Linked DNA regions of Homo sapiens: region 1 is linked to region 2. Evidence: chromatin contacts called from ENCODE Hi-C or POLR2A ChIA-PET data. All regions are on one chromosome and are shown on one strand. Each heading gives the region's core, a stretch centred on a gene start or an enhancer-like site at or near the end of the contact. The rest is flanking DNA. Distances are from core to core; before and after follow the strand shown.

Region 1 (5,974 bases), core at 3,325-5,824, 1.0 Mb before region 2:
ACCATGCCTGGCTAATTTTTGTATTTTTAGCAGAGACCAGGTTTTACCATGTTGGCCAGGTTGGTCTTGAACCCCTGGCCTCAAGTGATCCTTCCTCGGCCACTGAAAGTGCTGGGATTACAGGTGTGAGCCACCACGCCTGGTCAATATTTAAAGCCATAGACTGAATAAGGTCACCTAGTGAATGAGAAACTGACTTCCTGGAAACTGCATGAACAAGGTGCTTATAGAACCACTGTAAGGGTTTCTCTGAGGCATATCCAGGAGGGTGACTGCTGAGTCATAAAGCATACTGCTAATTTTTTTCACTAAGCACTGCCAGGTTGATCTGCAGAATATATTTACCAGTTTAAATTTCCATCAGCAGTGCATCTTTCCCCAGATCTTTGCCAATATTTGGGATTATCTTTCTGATTTCTGCCATGCTGGTGGGTGAAGCAGTGGTGTGTTGAAAACAGTTCATGAGAGCTGATAAAGCACATTTCTTCCCAACTTCTTGTTCAGTGACCTCAAGCTACACTGGTAGCTGGAAACTGGCAGTGCTCAGAGTATTTGCACCATGGAAATTGGCAAACACTGTACGTTAGGACTTTTCCTTCCCTGGGGAGCGGGTTTTAAAACATAGACCAGCATATTGGTGGCTATGGGGTCACACTCTTTATATTCCCACTCTGATTACAAGTGGGGTTGAGCATCTCTTTAATGCTTGCTTGCCATTCTGGCTTTTCCTTCTGTGAATTGTCTATTCTTATACTTTTCTCATTTTTATATTGGCCTTTAAAATATTTTATATTGACTTCCTTTTGATTTGTGAAAAGTTCCTCATGCATTTCAGATATTAATCCCTAGTTGCTTTTGAACATAGCACATGTTTTCTTCCAATTTGTCAGCCATCTGTTAATTTTTTCTATGGTATTCTTAACTGAACAGAACCCTTAATTGTGATGCAGTCAAGTCATACAATTTTTTTTTGCTTCAAGGATTGTGCTTTTGCAAACCTGTTTTATGAAGTAAATTCCTAACCCACATTATAGAGATAGTCTCCTGCATTTTCTTTTGTATCATATGTAGGTCTGCCATTTATCTGGAGTTCACCTTTGTATATGGCAGAACATGGGGCTCTCAACTTTATTTTTCCTTGATAAATTAAAGCCAGTTTCCCGAATGCCGTCTTCTAAATAATTTATATTTTTCTCATTGATCTGTGGTACCACCTTTGTGTAAATGGAGGTAGCATTTATACGTGGGTCTGCTCCTGAGTTCTTCATTCTGTTTCCTATTTGCTCTATGTGTTCCTATACCAGTACCATAATATTTTTATTACTATGTGGCAATGACATAATATCTGGCATGGCAGGTCTGCTCTGGTTTTTATAATTGACTTAACTGTTTAAAATTTATTTCTCCTTATATATTTTGTAAGTTTGTTGAGTTCCCTAAAAATTTAGTTTCTGCTGGAATTTTGGTTGCCATAACATTTACTTTGGAGACTAAATGGATACTTTTACAATGTAAAGTCATCCTATCCATGCTGTATCTCTCCACTTATTCAATATTTTATGTCCTTAAATAGAGTTTTAAAATTTTCTCCTTAAAGTTTTTGCAAGTTGTTGGGTTAATTCCTGGATATTATGCTTTAGAGTTTGTTAAACTTTATTGTTATTGTGAATGGTTTCTTATTGTCTGTTACATTTCCCAGTTGCTTACTGCTGATGTAGACAAAACTATTGATTTTTAGAAACTGATCTTGTACTTGGCAACCTTGCTGAGCTAACATTACTTCTAATACTTTGTTGATTCTGTTGGGCTTTTTATGCTGATGATCACACCTGTAAACATCACAGACAGGAAGATATTAGGGGCTCTGCCCAGTGCTCTGATCTTTTGCATTTAAGCACTTCTGCTAGTTGAACTCCAATCTGGTGCCCCAATTCTGACAGTTGGGTGTCTCTCATGGTCCTAAGGGCCTAGGCCCCCTATACACTCACAAATTAGAAACTGATGATATTCCATCCCATATCCAGTCCATGTAAAAGCAGTGACCTTGTCTTCTTTTGCTATTTCCTCTAACCCTTTTATCATGGTCGGGGTCCTGAGAGCTGCTGACAGATCTTCCTGCTGCCGAGTGTCTGAATTCCTGAATGCTGCTCTATGCAGCCATTCTGGGTCTTTAATGCCCCCAAAGACAGCCTGTGTAGGTTAGCAAAGTAGTGAATCAACATAGGCCTTCAGATCAGACAGACTTAGGTTTGAATCTTATTTCTGCCCCTGGCTACATGGAGCAAGTCACGCAGCCTCCCAGAGTCTGCTTCTTCATTTGTAAAGTGAAGACAAGATTTCCATAGGTCAAGTGCCTTACAGTGGTCAGTGAGTAATGCCCTTTCTCCACACTGTGATGTTGACCAGTAAGTTGATCACCTCCTGACGCTGTGGATTATTGCTATACTTTTCAGGAACTTTGTGTCTCCAGATAGAATTGAATCTCAGCAGCTACAGTTGGTCCACATCCCCATGTGCCTTCCCACCCCAATGAATAGTTCAAGTTCCAAGTTCTGGCCACATATCATTGTCCAGTCTCACTCTGGTTAACTGGGCAATACCTGGTTCTAAAGCTTGTATGTCACGAGGTATTCTAGGAAGCATGACTCCAACGAGCACTTGCATTCTTGATGATGGTATAAAGAAGTAACGTCAGATTTTTGAACAAAGGCAACTAAGTGAGTGGGAGACTCTGGTGGCTTGGTATCCTGGGAATTTGCCTATGTATCATACAGTGTTTGGGTGTAGCAGATAAAGCCAGTGGCCTGGCTGGTTCTAACAGAGATCTTTATTATAACTAAGAACAACTGAGCTAGCCATGCCTTGTCACCTACTAATAGTGGTATTTCAGATGGATAATTTAAATCAGCAATAAAAGTGAACTGTATACGTTTGGAAACTTCACCAATAGCTACTCTGTTACACACAGATCTTTATGACTTTCTGTGGTTCAATGACAATTGGCCTCATTTATAGGTGCTTGAAGCCAACCAAGGGCAGATTGCCTTCCTTCTTTTAACCAGCTAAAGAGATGGGTGGGTCAGACAAGAAGAGGGTATGATGAAAGCAGGGAAAGGGAGGTGGACTCTTCAGAGGGAGGAGGAAGTATCCGTGTCACATTATCTCTGAGAGCACTCGCAGATGCTGAGCCTGCAGAGACAGAGAAACTGGCAGCTGACCAGGGTCAGGGATGGTCATGTATTCAAATATTGTGGGTTTTAGTCAAGTGTGCTCCACCCGATTCAACAATGTGATGTGACTGCTCCTAGCAACTATTTTGATATGGTGAATGTTGTTAAGCATAGGACCTAAGAAGAGGTGGCAGTCTCTTTCCTCTCCGCACTTGGCAGGCCACCCACTCATTCCTGATAATCACATTTAAGAGAGCTCTGGACAAGCTGGAATGCATCCAAGAGAATCCCTCAACATGCTGGTGAGTGGGATTGTGACCAGGTCATATCAGGAGTAGCCTAAGGGACAGGTAATGTGTGTCTTGGATGAATTGGAGTCAGACTTAAGAGTCCCCAGGGCAGAAACAAAATCCAGTGAGGGAGAGATGCAGGGAGCTGGATTTTAGCTCCTAAGGTAGAAAATTTCCAAAAGGCTGATCAAAGATTAAATGGCTGCCTTAAAAGGTAATGAGTTCCTTGTTAGTGGAGGTGTTCAACCACTGCTTGGTGGGAAGACACTGTAAGGAGGATTCAGGCAAGTGGGAAGGGGGCTTTTTCCAGTCCCTGAAATCAATGATTCTAACAGGAAAAGATGCTCCGGGGTGCGGTGAGCGCTTACCTCTGCTCTTGCAGAGACACTGACAGACGTTCATTCAACATCTGTTCCTGCCAGGCACTGTGCGCGCTGAACACAGAAGTACAGCCTCTATGAAGCAGCCGCTGTAGGCCTCAGAGACAGCTGATAGATGTAACACTGTTGTCTCCATGTTTCAAACTTCGGTCATGGTCTTACTAGGTCTCCTCATTAAGGGGACTCACTATGTGTCCAGTAACGCTTTCTTGTTACCAGATGACAGAGAGTCAGGCTGTCAGAGTTCACGACTTTAGGTGCACAGTTTCACCCTGTCTGGTCCTTGGGAGACGGAGAAGGGGTCAGGAGAAAACGTGGGTGAAGAGGCAGCAAAGCCGCAGGAGATATGAACTAATTGCTCAACGTGGGTGTAGCACGGATTAGGCCTTTTACAGCAAGCGCTGCCAGCAGGGAACTGGTGGATGTACTCTTGACCACGCTCGGCTGGACTCTGGGGAGCCCAAGACGGGTAAGACTAGGTCCCCGGCCCCAGCAGCTGGTGGGGGCGCCGCAGGTTAGAGACGTGAGGCCGCGAGGCTGAGGGCTGTGAAGGCGGTGGGCACGCACGGCGTGCCGGGGCCGCCTGGCTTCGCGGCGGGGGAGGTAACACTGCGACACCCCGCAGACGCTGTCAGCCGGGGTCGCGGCCCCGCGTGCGCCCGATCATCTGACTGCTGGGGAGTGCGGGGGCGCGGGAGCCAGGCGAGCCAGCGCAGGCGCGCGCTGCCTCCTCCGTCCCCACCGAGTCCCCAGCGCGTGCGCGGGGCCGTGGCCGAGGCCTGCGCGCCGCCCGGCCGCCTGCACTGCGCGCGCGCCCACCCCGCGTGGGAGGCAGCGGGAGGGGCCCGGAGAGGTGTGGAGCGGCGCGGCGGGAGGCTCCGTGGGCGGCCACGGGAGACAGCGCCGGCGGGAGCGCGCCTCTCGGCCTTTCCTCCGCGCCCCCGCGTCCCCAGCCGGCCGCTCCGAGAGGACCCGGAGGAGGCAGGTGGGCCGGGGGCGCGCGGGGCCCCCCCGGGCCGCGGGCTGGCCGGCGGCGGGGTTGGGGCCGGGGTGGGCGGCCCTGGGGGCCCGCGGGGAGGTCAGTGGCCCCGGGAGGGTCGCGCAGAGGCGCTGGGGGCTGTGGAAGCCCCGCGGCCGCCTCCCGTGGGCACCGGTGTCGCTGGCCGCGGGGAGGCCTTCTCGGGGCGGAGCGGCCCACCCGGCGGGGATGGGGACTCCTCGTGGCGGCCGCTGACGGACGGCCCAACTTTAGGTTGAGGGGCGCGGGGTGTGCGGGACCCGGCGGCGGAGCTGGGCTCTGGGCCACGACCGCCAGCCGCGGCTGCCCCGAGAGTCCCCGCACGCGCAGTGGCTTTCCAACGCGGCCTCTTCCCATTTCTCACTTGACTCCCCTTGCGCATTAAATTGTCGAGAAACCTTTGGCCAGTGGGTCTTCAAAGCTAAACCAAATGGCTGTCCTTGCAGTCCTTGGCTACCTGAGATCCCTTAATTCTGAACCATCCGCACCTGGGAGGGGAAGTTGAAAGGAGCGCTGGAGCTGAGCCCGCATCCTTAAGGATCCCATTCACTGCTTATGATGGTAGAGCTTTGAATTAGATGTCAGGCTGTTCACGTCATCCAGACTCTGGTTTTCAGCTCTGTGCTGAGACAGTGTTTTGATACGTATCAGAGGATGATGTTCCTATGGGACAATAACTTGCTGTATGTTCTGAGATACTAGACTGCGTTCATATTGTAGCACCATCATCGTATAAAACGGGCGCCTTTGAAAGGTTTCAGTAAACACCTTCCTCAGGAACATCCGCCAGCACTTAAATTGTACTTCACTTTCACTTTGACGTTTGTTGTTTGTGAATCTTGTGCACAATTTAAAGTGAGTCGTCTAAACAGCACAGGATCACGTGGTGCGGGGCATTGAGCAACTGGGGAGGAAAGCAGAGACTTGAACCTGCTGGAGTCTAGTTGGTCTGCGTTTTTATGTTGGAGAACCATCCTGGTTCCAGCTTATTTTGCTTTCGTAAATATGATGCATTTTTTAAATGCTTTCATTTGATACGGTCTATCTGGACTGTAAGATTGAGTCTAGCCATGCATGGAATGTGTTTACTTCTGTTTTGTAGAAGATTTAGCCCAT
Region 2 (6,769 bases), core at 758-3,257:
AGCTACTGGGGAGGCTGAGGCAGGAGAATTCCTTGAACCTGGGAGGTGGAGGTTGCAGTGAGCCAAGATCACAACACTGCACTCCAGCCTGGGGCACAGAGCAAGACTCCACCTCAAAAAAAAAAGATGGTGAAGTCATACTACGGAAAACTATGGAGACAAAGGTAAATTTGTAGATAAAAGACACATCTGACATGAAAGGATGGCTATAGCACATTGTTGAGTGAAAAAAAAAAGCAGGTTGAAAAACAGGAAGTACAATATGCTTCTATGTATAATACATTCAATTTGGGAAGAATAGGATACATATGAAGCTGTTAGAAGACAGAAGTCTCTTATCAAATGAGGCAGTATGATCTTCCTACAATAAACGTGTAACTTTTATATTAAATATTGTTAATTGAAAATAAAGAAATAGAAAGGAAAATAAACTAAAATACTGTATGTTTAAAACTTCTGGCCAGGCACAGTGGCTCATGCCTGTAATCCCAGCACTTCAGGAGGCCGAGGCGGGCGGATCACGAGGTCAGGAGTTCGAGACCAACCTGGCCAATATGGTGAAACCCCGTCTCTACTAAAAATACAAAAATTAGCCGGGCGTGGTGGTGTGCGCCTGTAATTCCAGCTACTCAGGAGGCAGAGGCAGGAGAATTGCTTGAACCCGGGAGGCGGAGGTTGCAGTGAGCCAAGATCATGCCACTGCACTCGAGCCTGGGCGACAGAGCAAGACTCCGTCTGAAACAAACAAACAAAAAAACTTATCTCCTGGAAAACTCACTTATTAAAAGATAACTAGTCCTTTTGCCTTTGATGCTCAGGTAAACTTCAGACGAACTAAATGAAAATACTTGTGGATTTGGGGATGAGCGGGAGTCAAGTGCTAGAATTTGCTTAGCAGCTTCTCTTCCACCAATAATGACTTTAAACATGTTGCAAACTAGCCCCAAATGCTAACCTACATTTTTAATCTGAGAGGTATGCGTCATCAAATATTTTGGTTTTATCCCGAAAGTCAGCTAACAGAGATGTAAGTACCTGGGCAACTCTAATGGAATGAGAAGCAACATCTTCCATCTTAAGCATTGATAAGGGTTAAGGGAACAGCTGCTCTTTGCAATGAACAAATCTCACTCTCTGAGGCAGAAATTCGCCATATAGAAGACTGAATTTCTTCATCTTTTTGAGAATCATTTCCACTACCCAGAAAAAACATTCAAATGAGTTGTAAATAAAGTCAAGCGCAGTTGAAAAATCCTGTATCCACAGATGTTTCTTAGGAGTGCCTATGCGCTTAGACTCGAGGGCTAGGGGTTTGAAAGCAAAAGGCAGCCCTCTACCAGGGGTGGTCGGGGAAACGGCCTCCAAGAAACGAATTACACGGTGCACTTTAGTTACCTAGGCAGCTGTTTGTCTAGGAAACAGCTTATTGTTTTCATTTGTCATCACCGCGGCTCACTAGGTATCAGGAAGCTCGGCTCCAGCCGCTACCTGGTGACGCTAATGACGTGCGATGTCTCGCAGCTGCCGCAATTAGACAGGCCAAGCCTTCGCCTTTAAGAAGCTGACTCACGTGGATGCTGTGTTGTGTGCGCTCAGCTGAAAGGGGGAGGTGGGTCCCCAGACTGACTACATTGGCCGCCTCGAGAGAAGGGGCAGAGTTAGCCTCTTTGATTGGCTGTACGAGTCCGAGGTGCTGGGTCAGGGGCGGGGCGAGCTGTCGCAAGCCTGCCCTGGGTCTGCGGCTTCTGAGAGGGGTGGGCCGCGAAGCGGAGGGGTGCGGGAGTGGGGGAGGGTGAGCCAGAGAAGGGGCGGGGCCCCGCGAAAAAGGCAGGAGGCCGAGGACAGGGGCGGGGCCTAGAAATAAAGGGCGTTCTGGGCCAACCGGGAGAGCTGACTGCGGGGGGGCGGAGCCACGCCGGGTGACTGACGTTGAGGCCCAACCAGGGAGAGGCGGGGCCAAGGCCAGGGCCTGACTAAACCTGGAGACTCGGGTGGCCGAGGGGCTTCATACCAGCTGAAGAGCGACAAGCCGCTGGCAGCCGCGGATCTCACCGCCGCTCAGGGTGAGTCCCGCGGGAGGGGCTGGACTCGGGGCCGGTGGGGACTGAGGCGCCCGTTCGGGTCGGGCGGCTTCGAGGCACTCGGGAATCGGCCCAGGGTGGGGGGCCCAGGCAGGAAGTGCCTCTTCCTCGCCGCGCTCTTCCCGGGGTCCCAGAGCGGCCGCCCCAGATCCTTCAGGGTGGGCCCCGGCGCTGGGACCGCGGGCGGACGCGCGGGGCTGTTTGCTCTTTGTGAGGCCTGGCGCGGCGGCCGCCGTCGGCCCGCCCCCGCCGCGCAGCCGGGCGACCGGTGCGACAACAGCCGCAACCCCTCCGCGCGGCGCCCGCGCCTCCGCCCCGTTTCCCCGTCGCGTCCTCCGAGGCCCGCCGCCGAGGCCCACGGCGCCCCCTGGGCGGACGGTCTGGCCGCGACCCCCAACCCGCCGCGCCGCGCCGCGGCTGCCCCGCCCCCACCCGTCGCATAGTCGGGGGCGCGCCCGGTCTCCGCCCCGAATCCAAGTCGGAACTTGACCGAGTTGTTTGGGCCGCGATGACCGCACGGCGTGAACCGTCCTGAGCAGGGCCCACGCCCGGCCCAAGCGGCCCAGCCACCGGGCTGGGGCGGTGTCTCCCTTTGCCCCCTCCCCCCCATGAACGTCCGCCTCCCCCGCCCTCCTGCCCAGAGGACCCGGGACTGACAGCGCAGGGTGACGGTTGGGCAGCCCGCCGGGTGTCGGGACCAAGAGAGCCCCCCGGCCACCCGCTCAGCTGTTTCCTGCTCGTGTTTGTTGTGCCGAGGGAGGCCCCGCCGCCACCGCCGCCGCCGCGCTCTGCCGCCCCGGTCCCTCCCGATTGGCCGGCTGGCGTCACGTGGCCTCCATCAGCTGGGCCGGCGGGGGCGCTCGCGGGCCCCACTGCGGCTGCCGGGTGAGCCCACCCGGGGGTCGCCCGGGCCGGCCCAGCTCCGCCAGCTTCGGGCTGCGGCCTTCCCTCCGCTTGCAGTCGGGAGGGTGGGCGTGCCCTTGCAACCCCTTTCCTGTACCTTCTCTGCAGGTAGATGGGACAAATGAGTGTCCGGATCAGCGGGAGTGGGAAATTGAAATACTACAAAGATCTGTTTAATCCTGATACCAACTAATCTCCCTTTCAAGGGAGAGTCTGGGAAGCTGTACAGCTCATTTATTTTTAAACTTTTTCTGTTTACAGAGATCTGTTGGTAATCTGAGGATTTTTATTCTACGTCGTCTTGACAGATGGAAAACCTGAAGTAACTTCGGGCTAACCTTGTGTTTTTGGAAAATTAGTAGACTTGGTGGTGAAGAAACTGGGAGGAGTAGGATATTAGCTAACTTTGCATAGCCACATATAGAGCGTCGCAGCTGCATTCCACCAAAGAGGAACCAAAAGGCCTGTGGTGTTCCCAGGGTACATATTCATGCCAGAAGTGAAGTGCTTTGGTGAATTCGTTTCCTGAAAGTTTATCGCATACTTGTACTGGGTTAGGTAAGAAGTAAAGTACAAAGAATTTAGAATAGTTTCTCTAGAAGCTTATAACTTAATCAAAAGTCGTGGACAAAGTCGAGCAATAATTTTAGCAAGTTATGAGACGTTAGTAAAATATATGTAGCTTGGAAAATAATGTTACCTGGTTGGATCATTGCGAACTTTTCTCTAGACTAATTTCCCTTTTCTGTTTTCTATTTAAGTAATGAGAAAAATAAACAGGTTTAGAAAAAAGTGAAAGGAAATAAGGCCAAAAATTATGAAAAGAAGTAATTAAAGCAGCTACTACCCTCTGAAAAACAGTCCACGAGACATGAAGGTAGTCCTAGGTATATGTGTGCCTAAAATATCATTCTAGGTTTAATGGTGAATAACTATAGAGATCAGTGTCAGTTTTAAGATAATCCTGTGTAGTAATGTCAGTGTAATGCAGGAACTGAACCTTAGCTAGACCTGAAGTTGCTACTTGACACTTGAGTCGGGAAGCCAGACAGGTAAATTACACGTCAATCCATCTAGTTAGAGGCTTTTGGTATTGCATCACAACAAACGAGACCATGAAATTGTCTTGCTAGGGTTTAGCGGGGGATGACCAACTCAGATTGTGCACTAACACACAAGGTTTCCTGAGTGAAATGACTAGTCTTATTTTCTAATATTTAAATATAAGTGTTATTGAAATATAGTGAACTTGAAAGTCATCTAACAAAACAGGAAAAAATAAGGCATTATTGAGGGGGGAGAACAAAAATATATCCTTAAAACGTACTGCAAATGAAGACCTGATTCCACAACAGGACATCATTTGACACAGCAAAGTAAACTGGTCACGTACTGCAAGAGGAAAGCAGAGCTTGCTTGTGTCACTGAAAACTTAGCTTGTTATATATTTTGCACAAAAATTGGAAAGTTGATTGTATGGATCAAACTGTTTTCCCATGTAGATTTTTTAATAGCGTTTAGTCACAACTCAGTATAAAGAGTTGATGAAATTACAATAGCAGTAAGTGCTGATTATTATAGTAATCAACCCAGCACTCTTAAAAGTTATTTGGGTTTTTATCCTTTGTTTTGGCGAGGGAAGAGATTAAAAACGAGATAGGAAAGCTGGCTTCCACGGGATTCCATTTTAGCAGAGTCATTGCGAAACAAAACCACCTCTGCAAGGGGCAGGTTCCTTTAACCCTTTCTGCGCTAGATGCCTGCATACTCAGTTCCCTGCAGCAGTCTTTGTACCTTGCCTTTGTCCCATCTTCTGATGCAATGGAAAACCCACTGTGGTCTGTCCAACACTGGGGATCTGGTGAAGTGTGTATTCTATGGAAATGCCCTGAGGCGATGGTTTCATTTACTAAGGAAAAGTTTATCTGTGAACTGGGTGTTTTTCCGTCAGAAGGTTCTATGAGATGCGAATAGATACCTACCCTCCCTGGTATTTTTAGGGCTGGGAAGTGGTGCCTCCCTTGACTAATTCCACTTACCAGGGTTGAAACCAAACTGGATTATTAATTATAGGGACAACAAGTACCTATTTTAAGACCCAGAACTGTGACATGCTTCAGAAGGTTTCTAACTTTCCTCCAGCTTCTGATTTCTATCACCTGGTTGCTTAGCTTTAGCATAATTAGCAGGAAGTGAAGCCAGTTAATTGTTATTGTTTCATATCCTTTGTGAGCCATGCTTTTCTCATCTGTCATAGGGTGAGTTGGGATGGGGAATGTTGAAGAAGATAATCTAGTTTTACTGACCTTTATTGAGCATTCACTGTGTGCTAGGCACCGTTCTCAGAATACAGTATCTCCACTTAATTTCTCATAACTCAGAGGTGGCTGCTGCTCTCACCATTTTACAGATGAAACAGGAGAGGATAACTCACCCAGTGTTTCCAAAGCTATTAAGGGGGAAGAGCTGAGATTTGAACCTAGGAATCTCCAGAATTCAAGTATCTGAGCTCCACAGTTTAAGTCCTGGGGGTGGAGAGAGGAGAGAGCAGCTGGTAGATATTATCTATTTTTATAATCTTTATTAGAGTTGATCTTCAACATGCTGAACTGGTTACGGAAAGTTAAGGATTTTAGCTAGAAAATCAGTAAAGAAAAGGGGAATGGGATTAAACTGATCTTTTCAAATACTCCTATCTAGCTTTAATCCCAAATGCCAACCAAGTTTCCATTTTTTCTGGGAAAGACTGCTTTCTAAATGCAAAGCTCTTTCACTATCAGAATGTGTTTTTAAGCAGGGAAAACTTTTTTTTGGTAAAGGGCCAGGTAAAAAATATTTTAAACTTTGCAAGCCAGAAGGTTTCTGTAGCAGCTCCTCATACCTCTTCATTGTAAAGTGGAAGGAGTAAAGTGTAAACAAATGGGCGTGGCTGTGTTCCTAAAAACTTTGACACTCAAGTGTGAATGTCATATATCTTGTGTCAGAAAATATTCTCCCCTCCCCCCAACCATTTAAAAGTACAAAATTCATTCTCAGCTTGTGGGCAGTACAGAAACAGGTGGCGAGCTGAATTGACCCACAGCCTTCCCAGCTTTTAAGGAAAACAGTCAGCAATGAGCCAGACAAGTGAACAAGATACCGTATTTCGCTTGATAGTGTATGTGTAAAATAAACCAATAGTCTTTTTAGAAAATTGTTTTATTGATGTGGAAGCAAACTAGGAAATTATGTAGTCCATCATATCCATCATGCATTTTAAAATAATGCATTCCTGGAGACTCTTTGGCTCTGAAGAGAATCATCTTTTTTTTTCCCCTCTTACAGATTCTGTAATTAAAAAAAAAAATTCTGTAACAAGGCAGAGATCCTAAAATGTTATTAATATTTCACCAGAGTCTTCTGATAAAAGAGAAATTGGAAGTTGTAGATAGCTAAATATGCTATTGGTGAGAGAGGGAGGAAATTGAAAATAATACTAAAGTACGATCTATGAAATTATCTATAAATTTCACTTATATTTTCATCCCAGCCCCTCACTGTTTCAGGTAATTTCAAATAAACTAAGAATAGTCTTCCAGTTAAACAGTCAAGCTTGGTACTTTTCTTATTCAACCTTTTTAGGATTTTTATAACCTGGACCTACAAGAAAATAGTACCAAAGAGGCCTTATTTATAACATGATAAGGTAGGGAACATCTTAAATAAAACTTAAGCTTTATGATGAGTTTAGCTCTCATTTCACTATAAACTTGAACTTCAGCACTGACATGTACCAAAGCCTGTGT

Evidence for each region. A loop is a pair of places that touch in the nucleus more often than their neighbours do. ChIA-PET counts read pairs that join two places held with the same protein, here RNA polymerase II (POLR2A). Pooled maps may share reads with other maps.
Region 1: a loop to region 2 is called in a map of ascending aorta, with 4 times the contacts of the local background. The contact joins the promoter of CLIP4 here to the promoter of YPEL5 in region 2. A Hi-C loop is called at or near these places in 3 of 168 maps with a recorded cell type or tissue (CD4-positive, alpha-beta memory T cell, ascending aorta and naive thymus-derived CD4-positive, alpha-beta T cell), 4 of 37 single-sample maps with no recorded cell type and 14 of 50 pooled maps. POLR2A ChIA-PET finds 5 or more read pairs at or near these places in 4 of 52 experiments (BJ, MCF 10A, WTC11 and 1 more).

Annotation. Positions count from the first base shown.
Region 1 is chr2:29,110,841-29,116,814 of GRCh38, forward strand. CLIP4 (CAP-Gly domain containing linker protein family member 4) reads left to right here and starts at 4,575. Exons shown (of 16, transcript NM_024692.6): 1 at 4,575-4,825. LOC105374386 (a long non-coding RNA gene) reads right to left here and starts at 3,904. Exons shown (of 3, transcript XR_007086265.1): 1 at 3,829-3,904. RefSeq lists silencers at 4,436-4,795, 4,986-5,225.
Region 2 is chr2:30,145,000-30,151,768 of GRCh38, forward strand. YPEL5 (yippee like 5) reads left to right here and starts at 2,008. Exons shown (of 3, transcript NM_016061.3): 1 at 2,008-2,063. RefSeq lists silencers at 1,612-2,191, 2,222-2,391, 2,682-3,121.